2 separate regions of the Homo sapiens genome follow, and region 2 is linked to region 1. Evidence: read pairs that join two places in POLR2A ChIA-PET (ENCODE). Cell type or tissue: MCF 10A. All regions are shown on one strand. Links, peaks and the distances in the headings refer to the core of each region. The heading gives the core; the rest is flanking DNA. Region 1 has its middle 15 kb from the start of BCAS1-AS1. Region 2 has its middle 31 kb from the start of TSHZ2.

What was found. ChIA-PET counts read pairs that join two places held together with the same protein. Peaks named below come from ENCODE experiments on the same cell type or tissue, not always from the same donor. Only the 100,000 strongest peaks of a DNase experiment are listed, where the experiment ranks them.
Region 2: POLR2A ChIA-PET joins it to region 1 with 5 read pairs; 1 of 35 experiments calls an interaction of 5 or more read pairs at or near these places.

What each region holds. Positions count from the first base shown.
Region 1 is chr20:53,896,901-53,903,593 of GRCh38, forward strand. No RefSeq gene overlaps it. Among named protein-coding and RNA genes, the nearest start is that of BCAS1-AS1, 15 kb to the right of the region's middle. In MCF 10A, for the core only: no CTCF peak of the experiment used is centred there; a DNase peak (open chromatin) is centred at 2,901.
Region 2 is chr20:52,938,441-52,945,133 of GRCh38, forward strand. No RefSeq gene overlaps it. Among named protein-coding and RNA genes, the nearest start is that of TSHZ2, 31 kb to the right of the region's middle. In MCF 10A, for the core only: no CTCF peak of the experiment used is centred there; DNase peaks (open chromatin) are centred at 3,561, 4,971 and 5,191.

The sequences.
Region 1 (6,693 bases), core at 977-5,976:
TTGGCATTTAGTAGGTAGAGTTGAGGATGCTGTTAAACATCCTACAATGCATAGAACAGCCTTCACGACAGAGAATTATCCAGCCCCAAATGTCAATAGTGCCATGATTAAGAAGATTAAGAAATCTCGGCTAGACTTTAGACATACAGTAATGAATAAAACAATTAAAAGTTAATATATTTACTATATATTTATAACATATATATGATGTATGCACACACAGAAAAATATAAGGGTTTTAAAATGTGGTATTATTCCATATATAGTTTTTTTTTTTTACTTAACATTGCTTCATGAATGTTTTACGATATCAAAAACTCTTCAAACACATCATTTTTATGCCTATAGAATATTGCTTCAGAAAGAAATGAAATTATTTTTAGCCATTTCTTTACATAAAAATTGATTTTGCTTTCTTTATTTAAAATAATGCCATGATGAACATCCTTATATTTACATTGTTTTATGACATCTCTGATTATTTCATTGGGTTCTCAGGCTGACAGCTCATTCTAGAGTAGGGTTATTGAGTCAAAGGGTACAAACTTTAAAACATCCTTAGTGTATGTGATAAAATTGCTTTGCAGAAAGGTTGTTCCAAGTTTTACTTGGTGCAGGAGTTTACATTAAAAATCAGAGACTTAGGGTACCAAATAAACATAGCTAGGGCTGGGCGTTGGTGGCTCACACCTGTAATCCCAGCACTTTGGGAGGCCAAGGTGGGTGGATCACGAGGTCAAGATATCAAGACCATCCTGGCCAACGTGGTGAAACCCCGTCTGTAGTAAAAATACAAAAATTAGCCAGGCGTGGTGGCGTGTGCCTGTAGTCCCAGCTACTTGGGAGGCTGAGGCAGGAGAATTGCTTGAACCTGGGAGGTGGAGGTTGCAATGAGCTGAGATCTCGCCACTGCACTCCAGCCTGGTGACAGAGTGAGACTCCGCCTCAACAACAACAACAAAAAACCCCAAAAACCCCCCAAAATAAAAAACAAAAACAGAGCTAGTTCAAGCTATGAATAACACATCCAGAACATTCTGGTGACAGGAAGAAGCCTTCAGAAACAGAATAGCCTGTTGGCTATTCTCAGCTGGCCATTTGGTCCTGGATGGACTCAGTCAGGCTCATGATACTCATTGTATTGTAATCACCCCAGCATGCAAACAGATTGGACAACAGTTCAAAGACTGGGCAACAGAACACAATTAAGAAGTGATTAACTTACGGGAAAAGATGAAAAGAGCTCAAGTATGAAAGCCATGTGGCAGAAAACCCTGGGAGGAGGTGATCACCATTTCCAAGCATTGAAATTCCATAAATAAAAGGCTAGAAGAGGAACTTCTCGGGGGATGATTTAAAAGGTAATGGCATATCTTTGAACAATGAGGATTCCAGGCTGAAATCTCAAGAGGAAGCTTCCTTGTTGTGGTTCTCGACAGGAATAATCCGTTGAGGAAATGATAGAATTCCTTTTAACGTGTCGGTAGGTGAAACAGCAAGAGGAACACAGGCCAATCAGATAATGTGAATTTGTCCTCCAGCAAGTGCTGCACCGGAGCTTAGTGAATGAGTAAGGTTCTCCCAGACTCAGGGCAAAGGGAGCACAGGCTCCACTATAGGCAGCAGTTGATGGAGAACCTCGATTTGGACGGAAGAAAATTCCTGGTTTCTCTTTTTCTGAGGCTGAAGAAGAACAGAAGCTCATCAAATAGAGGAGGGCTGGCTACTCCTGTAGCCATAAAAAGGGAGACGTAGATATTTTCAGCTTTGCAGACCCTCCAGGCTCTGTGTCAACCGCTCACCTCTGCCTTCGTAGACTAAATGCAGTCATAGACATGGGTAAATAATGTGTGTGGCTGTGTTTTAATAAAACTTTATTTGCAGAAACAGGCAGTGCCTAGGGAGCATGGTTTGCTGACGGCTGATCTCAAGAAGCGGGAAAGACGCCCTGTAAAAGAGCGAGGAAATTTAAAGAGAATGGGTTCAAGTACCATCTCTACACTTAACGGCTAGTTAATTAACCTTTGTGAACACTTGGGGTTTTTTTTTGTCCATGAAAAGGGTTAATTGCAGTGCCTCCCTCATGGGTTTGTTCTCAGAATCAAATGGAACAATGTCTGAATAATGCTTATCATAGGCCTGGGTGCACAGAGGTACTAAAATAAGAGAAAGAGTAAAAAGAATGCACATTTTATTATAGTTCTTACCCTATTCTATTGGGTTTATGTAACTGTTTCCTTCACTAGTATGAGCTCCTGAAGTTCAAAAATCCCACTTAGTTAACACACGTCTCCAGTACCCATCATGGTGGCACATGGTGGGTGGTGTTTTGGGTTTGAAAGCAGCACTGGGGATGGGGGTTGGGGGCAGTGGTTTAGTGAGGGAAGGCTCCCATGGGAGTGGGAACCAAGGAAGCAGGACACGGTGGGAGAAGGAGCGAAGCAGAGGTTTTTGTGAACTGGAGTCTAGCTTCAGCCTGATGCCTTGGGGATATACATTGCGTGTATCGGGAGCAGATACTGCACCCCAGCATTAGCTCATGTTGAAGCAAAGGCGCTGGCCTTTCATGGCCTGGAACAGTCAGTTACTGGCTGTAGGCTGGCCTCATTAAGAGTGAGGAGATAATCTCCCAGGTGAATTGGCTTCTGTGCTGCTGAATGAGAGCAGCTGGGAGCTGTTAGCTCTGCCAATGGGGTGGGGGGATGGGTGAGGGGGGCATGACAGCTTCTCTGCAGTGCCCAATTATTGCTTGTTCCATAAAAGCCTATGTGTTCTGTGGTTATGCTCTAAATCACCCGTGAAACACAGCTGGTTTATAGGAAACGGGAGAAGGGCAGAGCCAGGGTGACTAAGTCATCACCTGTCACTCCAAAGATAAATTGTTTAGCTGAGAGGCTGAGCCCAGAGATGGTGAGGAACCTGACTCAAGGATGGTGATGTTCTCTCTTTGCAGGGACAGGAAGTGGCTTCTTTTTTCAGTGGCCTGTGGGCGTTTCCTTTGCCTGGAGGAGTGTGTGGTACCATCCAGACTGAGGGTTGCTGAAATCCCTCACCGGGCTTGACACAAGTGCCAATAATGCCACAGTAACATCTGCCTGGGTTCTGGCATCTGGCGAGAGTGGGATTGAATCCCAGCTCTGCCACTTTAGCCATGTGACCTTGAACCAATGACTTAGCAATATAAGCCTTATTTTCCATGTCTGTAAAATGGGAATAGCAATACTTCCCAATTCTTAGGGCTTTTGTGAGGCTTAGAGTTAATGCTTATAAAATGGCTGGCACTTAATTAAACTCCAATTTCAATACACGGTAATTTTATTTACTTTCTTTGTTATGATGGTGTATTTGTTATGTATTTATAGAAATGGTATTGTTCAGTTAATGTTTCCCAGTTGTCATTTGCATATTACTTTGGATTTTTGCCATATCTGTTGCCACCTGTACTATTATTTATTTAGCATACATTAGTTGACTCTTGAAAATAAAACTTAAATAGTTTTAATAGGACCAGGGCAATAAGGGGTTTGGATGGGCTAGTGCTTGGCCTATGATAAGTATGCTATGAATGGGAGCTACTATTATCATCAACACTGACATTAAATGACTCTTAGTTTTGTATCCTATCTGGGAATTTGCATTGACTCATTTCATTTCTTCCTTTTAGAATCAAGTTGCTTGCATTCTCTCCATTGGATGAGGTCACGTCTTTACTCCTGCCTGAGCTAATTGATGTATTCTTAAAGTGGCTTGCTTGGCTAAGAATTTCATGCATAGTATCAGGGGATTTTTTCTTTCCTCTGTTAAATAACTTGGGCTCTGACAGATTACAAGGAAGTTATTACTCAGAGCTAAGTGCTCAAAACTGATTGTAGGGAGCAGTGGAAATTCCCCTTCCTTGCCTAAAATAACTGGAACTGGAACATGACAATATGAGCTTTGTCCAGGCTTGAAACAATATCCTTTCCAAGTGAATTTTGTACGGAAATACTTACCAATATATAGTGGTAGTTCTCACTGACAGGCTAGAAAAAGGTTAGTCATTCCCCGTATTCCATAGCTAAAAGGGCCATTGTTAGGGACAATAAGCCCCCGAGGAGTGAAATTTAAGCATGTGGACATAGTAATATTGGACTTACCTGACTTCTCCCTGCCCCTTATCCCATTTGATTCCTTCACTATCAAAAGAATCTAATTCCGGAAATAGACATGCTCTCCATTTGTTTGATTATTTTTATTGCAAGTATGTTTGTGACAACCTTCCCCTGAACACCCCCGAGCAGGTCCTGAGGAAACGGGAGAAGGAAATGCTCAGGTCCTTATAGTAGATGCGAGTTCAGAGTAGCTGACTCAGATGAATGTCCGTGAGTTCAAATTCCACAGCAGTTTTTAATCCCATGTCTTGAGCTGTTTCAGAAGGTTGATAATTAGCAAGGGCATGTGTCCAGCCCTCGCAGACTCAGGATGTAAAGATCTGGAGATTTTGTTGGAGTGAGTATTCCATTGCTGAACTGTTATGCTCATTATTACAGATTAAAAAAATAAACTGGGCAAGATCTTGTGAAGTGCTTCACTCTGTTTTTTTTTTGTTGTTGTTTTTGTTAATAAAAATTTCTTATTAAAAAAAATTTAAGGCTAAGTGGAAAAGGGGGGCAGGAATAAAAGTGGGAATCCGTCAATGAGCTTTTTTTGTTATTATAAGCTCCAAGAAATTTTGTTAGTGCTGGTCATATTAGCTAGTGTTAAGATTTTCTCAAGGCCTGAAATCTACTGCATGCAATTTATTAAGCTGCAGCACCCGTGCCAGGAAACATTCCCCTCTAAAGGAAGAAGGAGGCGGAGTGTAAGGGTTATTTTGATTTACCTTTCCTGGCTGAGGTCTCTGAAATCACTCTCAACACAACAGGCTTCCTCTTTTGGGGAGGGTCTCCCTCTCCCACCAACCTTGCAGGTTCAGGAGGGAGGCCCTGGGGGGCAGGAATTTGCTCCACCCACTAAGTGAGGCCAGATGATTCTGGCATTTAGTGGAGTGGCAGGTGGGACTTCAGAGCTCACTAAAGTCTTTCCTTGCTTTTCCCTCTTCCGTGTCTCTCATCAATGCAGAGGAGTCACATCTTTAGGCTCCTAGAATGGATATGACTCCAACTCTGCCATCCCAAGCTTGGCAGGGGTAATAGTAGGAATGAGAGGGAAATACCAATATTAGTGGGGCCTGCCAATTCACACACGTGCAGGTCGCAGGGGAAGCTTGAGCTGGGAGGGCGTGTGATGCCGGCTCTTCCCTTAAGAAGGGGGCGTCCCCCTGCTCCTGAGCGAGTAAGCACAGTTTACAAAGGCATATATATTTTTTCTTATACTGTACTATGGTACCTTGAATGCAAGTCTACTATTGCATCTATCACAGTATTCAAAGAAATAGTCATCTCTATACTCCACAGTACCCCTTATGTGGATGCCTAAAGAGACTTGAAAAGAATCCTTATGGCAGCATGGCTGGTCATGGTGATCACCTGGATATGCACAAAATGGCCAACAAGGAGAATGGGTTCTGGGTTGGGTATGTGTTCCAAGTATAGCCAGAGAGATTCTTGCCTGGGACTTTCGTGAGAGCTATTGGGAAAAAGGGGTGTGTGTGTGTGTGTGTGTGTGTGTGTGTATGTGTGTGTGTGTGTGTGTGTGTGTGTTTCTTTTGGTTTCTTTTGGAGCCACCAGTTGTGGGGACCATCTAGGCCTGAAGCTACAGATGATTGCTTTGCCATTCACATGGAGACAGCCTACTTGAAAGTAATGGCAATATAGAGGAAAGCAGAGCCAAGAAATAGAGAATGACACATTCTTGATAACGCTTCTCGCCGCCTGGATCCAGCATGCCTGAAGTCAGCAGTAAACTTGGATGCTTCAGTTACAAGTGCTAAGTTCCCTTTCATTCTTTTTTTTTTTTTTTTGAGTTGGAGTCTCGCTCTGTTGCCCAGGCTGGAGTGCAGTGGCATGATCTCGGCTCACTGCAAGCTCCGCCTCTCAGGTTCACGCCATTCTCCTGCCTCAGCCTCCCGAGTAGCTGGGACTACAGGCGTCTGCCACCTCGCCGGGCTAATTTTTTGTATTTTTAGTAGAGATGGGGTTTCACCATGTTAGCCAGGAAGGTCTCGATCTCCTGACCTCATGATCCGCCTGCCTCAGCCTCCCAAAGTGTTTAGATTGCAGGCGTGAGCCACCGCACCCGGCCTCCTTTCATTCTTAAACAAGATGAGTTATGTCATTGTCATGTGCAACAAAAGCAGTCTTGGCTATTTCATCTTCCTCCTATTGATCTGAACTCTAAATGTATAGGTAAATACTTATTTGGTTAGAGACCAAGCTTTGCAAGAGAGAAAAGTCACTATTCCAAGGACCAAGCGCTTAGGCTCATTTGTGCTCCAGGTTGGACTTTTATTTTGAGAAATTGGCCTGCTTTAATCACAGATAATTTGTCTAAGCTATTCCAATTGCGATTGAATAGTCATTTATGCCATAAGTTGGAATCAGCCAGTGCCTTCAAATGTTGATATCTGTGATGAGTGCAAACAACTTTTTTTTTTTTTTTAACAATCAGTTTTCATAACAGGGGTGCACACTCAGCCCCTGAGTCACCCGTTGGCTAACAGTTCTCTCTCCCATTTGTGATGGCCATTCACCCATCTGAATTTTTGATAAATA
Region 2 (6,693 bases), core at 898-5,897, 960 kb before region 1:
GGAATGAAGAGAGACTGGAAGAGACAGGGATCAGTAGATGTAAAGGCTGGGAGGAGAGCTGTGGTACAGTTAAGAGACTCTGAATTTCCAAAACAGCCATCAGATTTCTGGCTTGGAGGAGTAGGTGGTTGGAGGACAAACATCCAGAGAAGGGGTTTTCATTTTCAACTGCCCTCTCCATGTTACACCTTTATCAAAAGATGTGACCAGCACTTGTTCTTTACAAGCAGTACCTTCACAATCATCAGCAGTGTGTCTGATTCACATTTTCTGACAACCCACGTGATAGATTTAATTATGCCCGTTTTCCAGTTGAGGCCATGGAAGACAGCATGGCCCTATCTACAAAACTGCTACAACCACCTGAGCAAAAGATAGATTAACGAGATTTAAATGCCAGCCTGCTTTTCCAGGCAGGTAAATCTAGATGCCTATTTGTATAAATTCAAGTAGGTTACATATAGGTTATCTACTTAGATATAATTATATTCTTCACATAGTACGTATAGTTGAGTGTGCAGTTTTATTTTATTATGTTTCCTAATTGAAACGAGCAGCAGCACAGAGCATCTAAAGTTATTTTTAAACCAAAACTTGCTTATCTTAGGCTTGGGAGTACTTTCTATGGTATTGCCACTCACCTCTCCCAGGAAATATACCTTTCTAATTATGTTTGGGTTACTTAGCATTTTTTAATGCTATGGCACACAATGTTACAGCAGGACACATCAGTGCTTATAAATATGACAGGAGTAATTGACAGAAAAAATAAGAGTTACACTCTAGACATTCACAATCTCTTCTATATTTTCCCATCTTTTCCCTTACACCGGGAGCCAGCAGGTATTTCTGCCAGAATACGCAGAAAGAAGGGAATAAACTTTAGAGACAGGCAGATGGGCTTACATCGTGGCAGTCTTATTGGCTAGGCAGTATTTGGCAAGCTATGTAACCTCTCTGAGCTGCAGCTTCCACCTACAAACTCGAGGTAGCAATATCTTTCTTGTAAGGGGTGTGTGTGTGTGTGTGTGTGTGTGTGAAAAGTTTTGTGAATATGTTATTAAGCATATAAAACACTGAGCCCAGTGCCTGGCATATGTAGAATTACTATTCAAAAATGTCAACTCTTTTTGTATATTATCAAGCCTCGTGAAAACAGGCTGGGGTATGGGATGCAGAGAACTAACGCCATTCAAGCTTAGCTTAATGAAGAGAGATAATCTTTATTCTTGTGATAACGTATGTAAACATTTTAATTCCACTTTTCATAGGTAACTGAAAAGATAGGGTGGTGCAGTTAAAAAAAATAGTGAGGAGAGAATTGGTGTACAATGTGATTTCAAATCCCGGGTCACCAACTTGGTATTTGTGTCAGAATGGGCAACATCTATCTGAGTGCCAGTTTTGTTCCTACACAATGACTTATATAATTATTACCCTACAGGTTTGTGGAGAGGATGCAGTGGACAAGATATGCATTGTCCTTTACCGGGGGAAGATTATACACACCAATCAGGCTTGCTTCATGTGACTTGCCTCAGCCAATCAAACATGAGCAAAAAATGACAATTGTCACTTGGGCAACATCGTTTAAGAGCTGACTCTTTTTTCCCTTTGTTTCTCCATCAGCATGGGTGCCCGAGTGAAGGGAACATGGAGCAGGGCTGCAGGTGATCTATGACAGATCTTACAGCAGGAGCAGGAGCTTGACCTTTGTCGTAGCCACCAAGACGGTGGCATCATCCCTTGCTGCCTCATAAACTGGCCTTTCAAACACAGAGAGTGTAGCGCCTTGAGCACAACTGCCAGCACGGGCCTATAAAATAACAACCCCCTTCGCCTTCACTGCCTCAAAGAAGGGGAAAAAAAGAAAAACATTTCCAGCGTTCTGTTGCTTTCTGACCTTGTGCTTTCTTTATTTGAATAATATTTACAGTATTTTGCCTCTTGCTTCCTCTGCCCCGAGGTCTTCATGGACTCACAGTCCAGGTGCTGAGGCAATGGGACTGCTTCCCCCACACTTCGGTCTCCCTGACCGAAGCCTTAGGCTTCAGAGGGCTCCTCCCCTGGGAGTGCGAAGAGCATCCATTCCACACCCAAGTCCCCTCAGATGCTTCAGTCTGTGCGCATCGGGAAAGCAGTTTGGAGTCATGGACACCCTTGGCGCTTGCAAACTTCTGCGGAATCTGATTCAATCATGCCTTTCCTCCCAACAAGAACAAGACGTTCTTTATGCTACAGATGCAAGAAGCAAAGACTAGGGCAGCTACATAAAACTCGCTTGGCTTTTCCATCTGAAATCCCAATGCCAGAGTCATGTCTGGGAGGGAGAGAAGACTGTCCGCACTTGATGTTATAGCTTACCTCACTTTTGCCCCTTTGTTCATTCTCACAAGGTCAAAAATGACAATTTCCTCCCAAAGATATTTTACCTAAAAAAAAAATGAGGAGAGGTAACCCACTTATAAAAACCCTGATAGATTTTTGCATTTAAGCAACGAATATAGTAAGTACTGTTGAAATGTGCATCACATCCAGATGGGAAAATATCTTTCTGTAAACGCACTGCTTACCTGGACTTCTCTGTCTCAAGTACTCAATTCTGCCTTGGAGCATACAAGCAGCCATGGACAATATGTAAACAAATAGGCATGGTTGTGTTTCAATAAAACTTTATTTATAAAAACAGGTTGTAGGCCAGATTTGTTTGCTGATTCCTGGTCTTTTAGACCCCTGTTGGCAGGTATAGTTTGCTGAACTCTGGTATATTAGGTCTACCCAGAAAGAGGTAAATATTTCTGAATGATTCTTTTTTTTTTCTTTTTCTTTTTTTTTTTTTTTTTGAGACGGAGTCTCGCTCTGTCGTCCAGGTTGGAGTGCAGTGGCGCCATCTCTGCTCACTGGAAGCTCCACCTCCGGGGTTCACGCCATTCTCCTGCCTCAGCCTCCTGAGTAGCTGTGATTGCAGCCACTCACTAGCACGCCCGGCTAATTTTTCTATTTTTAGTAGAGACGGGGTTTCACCGTGTAAGCCAGGATAGTCTCGATCTCCTGACCTCGTGATCTGCTCACCTGGGCCCCTCAAAGTGCTGGGATTACAGGCGTGAGCCACCGCGCCCGGCCTCTGAATGATTCTTTAATTCAAGTCTTCATAAAAACAACATAAAGAATTAATCAAGAGTAAAGTCAAAATTATATAGAAATATCTAAACTCTTTCACTTAGAGGTTACTATATTTAATATATGCATGTATATTTATATCAAACTAAAAAGTATTACATAATCTGTGATAAGAACCTGTAGTTCCTCATAAAGAAATGGTAAAACCCTTGGAGAGCTGTTATATCATGTGTAAGTTAGGATATTGCCTAAGATGCTGTTTAAAAAAAAATTATAGTGGTTTTACATGATAGAAGTGTATTTCTCTCTCTCTCCAACCATACTCAACACATGGTGTCTATCTCTGGCTTGTCCAAGAGGGTGGTGTCAATCATCTCCAGCTGTAACCATTAGGAATTGGGAAAGAGGCACGGGAAGTCACACCCAGCTCTTCTGGGGAGCATCGCACGCCACTTCTGCTCATATCTCATTAACCATAATTTACTCACATGGCCACAACCCAGCTATGAGGGAAGTTGGGAAATGTAGTCTCAAGCTGGGCAACCATCTGCTCCACTAAAATATGAGTGTTACATTGTTGTAATAAAAGACATAAGAGAGAGGAGAAAACACTAGCAGTCTTTTGCATACATCATAATGGAAAAGACTTTAAACTATGGAGTCAGACTGATCAATTTTGGCTCCACTCCTTACCAGTTATGTATTATTAAGGACCATTTAGCCTTTTTGAACCTCAGGTTCCTCATTGGTAAAATGAGAATGATAATAACAACCTCTCAGTTCCTCATTTTATAAGTCTCCCTATATCCCAATCATCCTCACTAGGGAGAGAAATCTGAACAGTCAAATCCACCCATGGTTCCAAATCCAGGCTAAGTTATCCAAGGGCACCGAGTGTTCAACACTGCCCATTTCTCAGTTCTGATTAGTGATATCAAAAGAGAATGGGCCACACCATGATTTTATTACTGACACTGACTTAAATCAAGGTCAGTGAGGAAAACAACTGTTCTGTTATGGGAAGCTTTCTTGAGCACACAGGCTCCAAGTTTTTGTCAGTAAAGTTATTTTCTTTGTGAGATTATTCCTTTTTCTCTTGCACAAAACCTTGCCAAACACTGGTGTACCTTTGTCCACTGAGGAAATAACTAGCCCACGTGTGACTCTCTCTCTTCTTATTGTTTTCTTCATTTGTATATGTCTTTTTTTCTTCTTAGTATTATTGTAATGTCATTAACACAGGGAAAGAGCCCTGTGTCAATGGCCATGGAAACAGAGCAACGGAGCACAGCTTTAATTGAACTACAGCCTCCTTTCCATCACACCTTTTGCTTGGCCCAAACCATTTTGTAATCACTGGAGTATAAATATTGTAGTTTTTGTCCCTTGTTTTGTCTTTCTCTCCATAAGGTCTGAGTGACCTCACACATTCCACTTTTCCAGATAAGACCTAATACCTTCCCCTTCTCCAAAACAATAGATTTTCTCCTCTGATACCTCTCATTCAACATCTACATTTGCAAACTGTTGCAAGGATTTAATGAGGTGATACATGCAAAGTTCTTAGAACCAATCATAATGCACAGTAAATGCTAAATTAAAAGTTGGCTCCTCCACAAACAACATAGAGTTGGTTCTGAGTTTAGCTTCCAATCCCTCCCCACTAAGAAATGGGTCAAGCCATTATCCAAATGTATCTAATGGAATTATCTATGTTCTTTGGCTTAAATTCTTCATTATTCATTCTTCCATGCCAGAGCAGTCTTCACTGAAACATCAAAAGGCTGCTTACTAATATCAGGGAATTCCCTGACTGCAATTGCCCAAAGGACACGCCCTAAACTAAAGTCTAGAACAGCTGTGGAGCTAAAGAAGTAGGCATCCCATGCCATGCTCTGCAAATTGCCTTCCAGTAATTCTTTATTGTACAGGAATGGCTTCTGTCTCTTTATGTTAGCCATTCCATCATGGTTTCCTCTCCCTGAACATTTTCTCTCTCTGCTCAATTGCATCTTCTAAGGCGGCCAAATGGAGTTTTGAAGCCAGCTCCTTTTAGTGTATGGAAATTTCCAGATTGAGATTGTTTCCCATTGGGCAATACCACAAGCATGACTCATCTGATGATGTACTCAATGTGTTCCCTGTCTCTGTAGAACTCTGGAGTCTTATAATTTAACATTATATGCATTATAGGATAAATGGTACATTATAATATGATGAAAATTGATATTAAAAGGCAGAAATCATTGCTGTCAATTTTTAGCTTCTTCACCATAATTTCTCAACTAATGTTAGAGACTCATTTTTTACCTCCCCACTAGGAGTCTCTAGTTTAACCAGATTCATGTGGGTATTTTTTCTCTTTTGTTGTCATTCATTTATTCATTCATTTTTCTACACACTGGTGTTTGTTTGTTTGTTTGTTTGTTTACCACTGGGTCTTGCTCTCTTGCCCAGGCTGGAGTGCAGTGGTATAATCATGGATCACTGCAGACTCAACCTCCTGGGCTAAAGCTATTCTCCCATCTCAGCCTCCTGAGGTAGTTGGGACTAGAGGCATATGCCACAACACCCAGCTAATTTATTTATTTTTTTTTGGTAGAGACGGGGTCTTCCTATGTTTCCCAGGCTAGTCTCAAACTCCTGGGCTCAAGAAATCCTCCTGCCTCAGCCTTCCAAAGTGCTAAGATTACAGGAGTGAACTACCACACCTGGCATAGTTGCACATTTTTAATTAATGCTTATCTTTTGCTAGTCACTGTGCTATTTTTACAAAGATAAAATAATGGGGAAGATAAACAAGATCTTTTCTTTATTAAGCCTCAAATTTGTTCTCAACGTACTAGACTTTTTCTGCTTCTCTGTACCAGTGATTCTATCCAGAACAGCTGCTCCCTTGTTCTTTGCCTATGCAAAGAGTATTTAAAGTCTTTATTCTCCATGGAAGCTTCCCAAATTATTGCAGCCCAGAGTGAAGAGAGAACCTTTCTTATCGCACACACATTTTCTAAATCAATTAAAAATTTGAGGAGTTATAGGTTATGTACAACAAAAAATGATTCTGAATGTCTTAAATTATACATACATATATTATATATGTACATATATTCATTCATTGTTCTTATATATAAGAATTTAATTATATATCTCATATAAAATTATGTATATATCTATACACACACGCACACATATATGTACAGTTGGCCCTTGAACAATGCAGAGGTTAGGGGCATCAACTACCCCAACAGAGTCGAAAATCCACATATAATTTTTGACTCCCCCCCAAACTTAACTACTAATAGCCTACTGTTGACTGGAAGCCTTACTGATAGCATAAACCGTTGATTGAGACATATTTCTTATGTTATATGTATTATATACTGTATTCTTACAATAAAGTAAATTAGAGAAAAGAAAACATTATGAATAAAAACATAAGGAAGAGAAAATATATTTACTATTCATTAAGCGGAAGTAGATCATCATAAAGTTCTTTATCCTCATAGTCTTCAGATGGACTAGGCTGAGGAGGAGAAGGAAGAGGGAAGGTTGGTCTTGCTGTCTCAGGAGTGG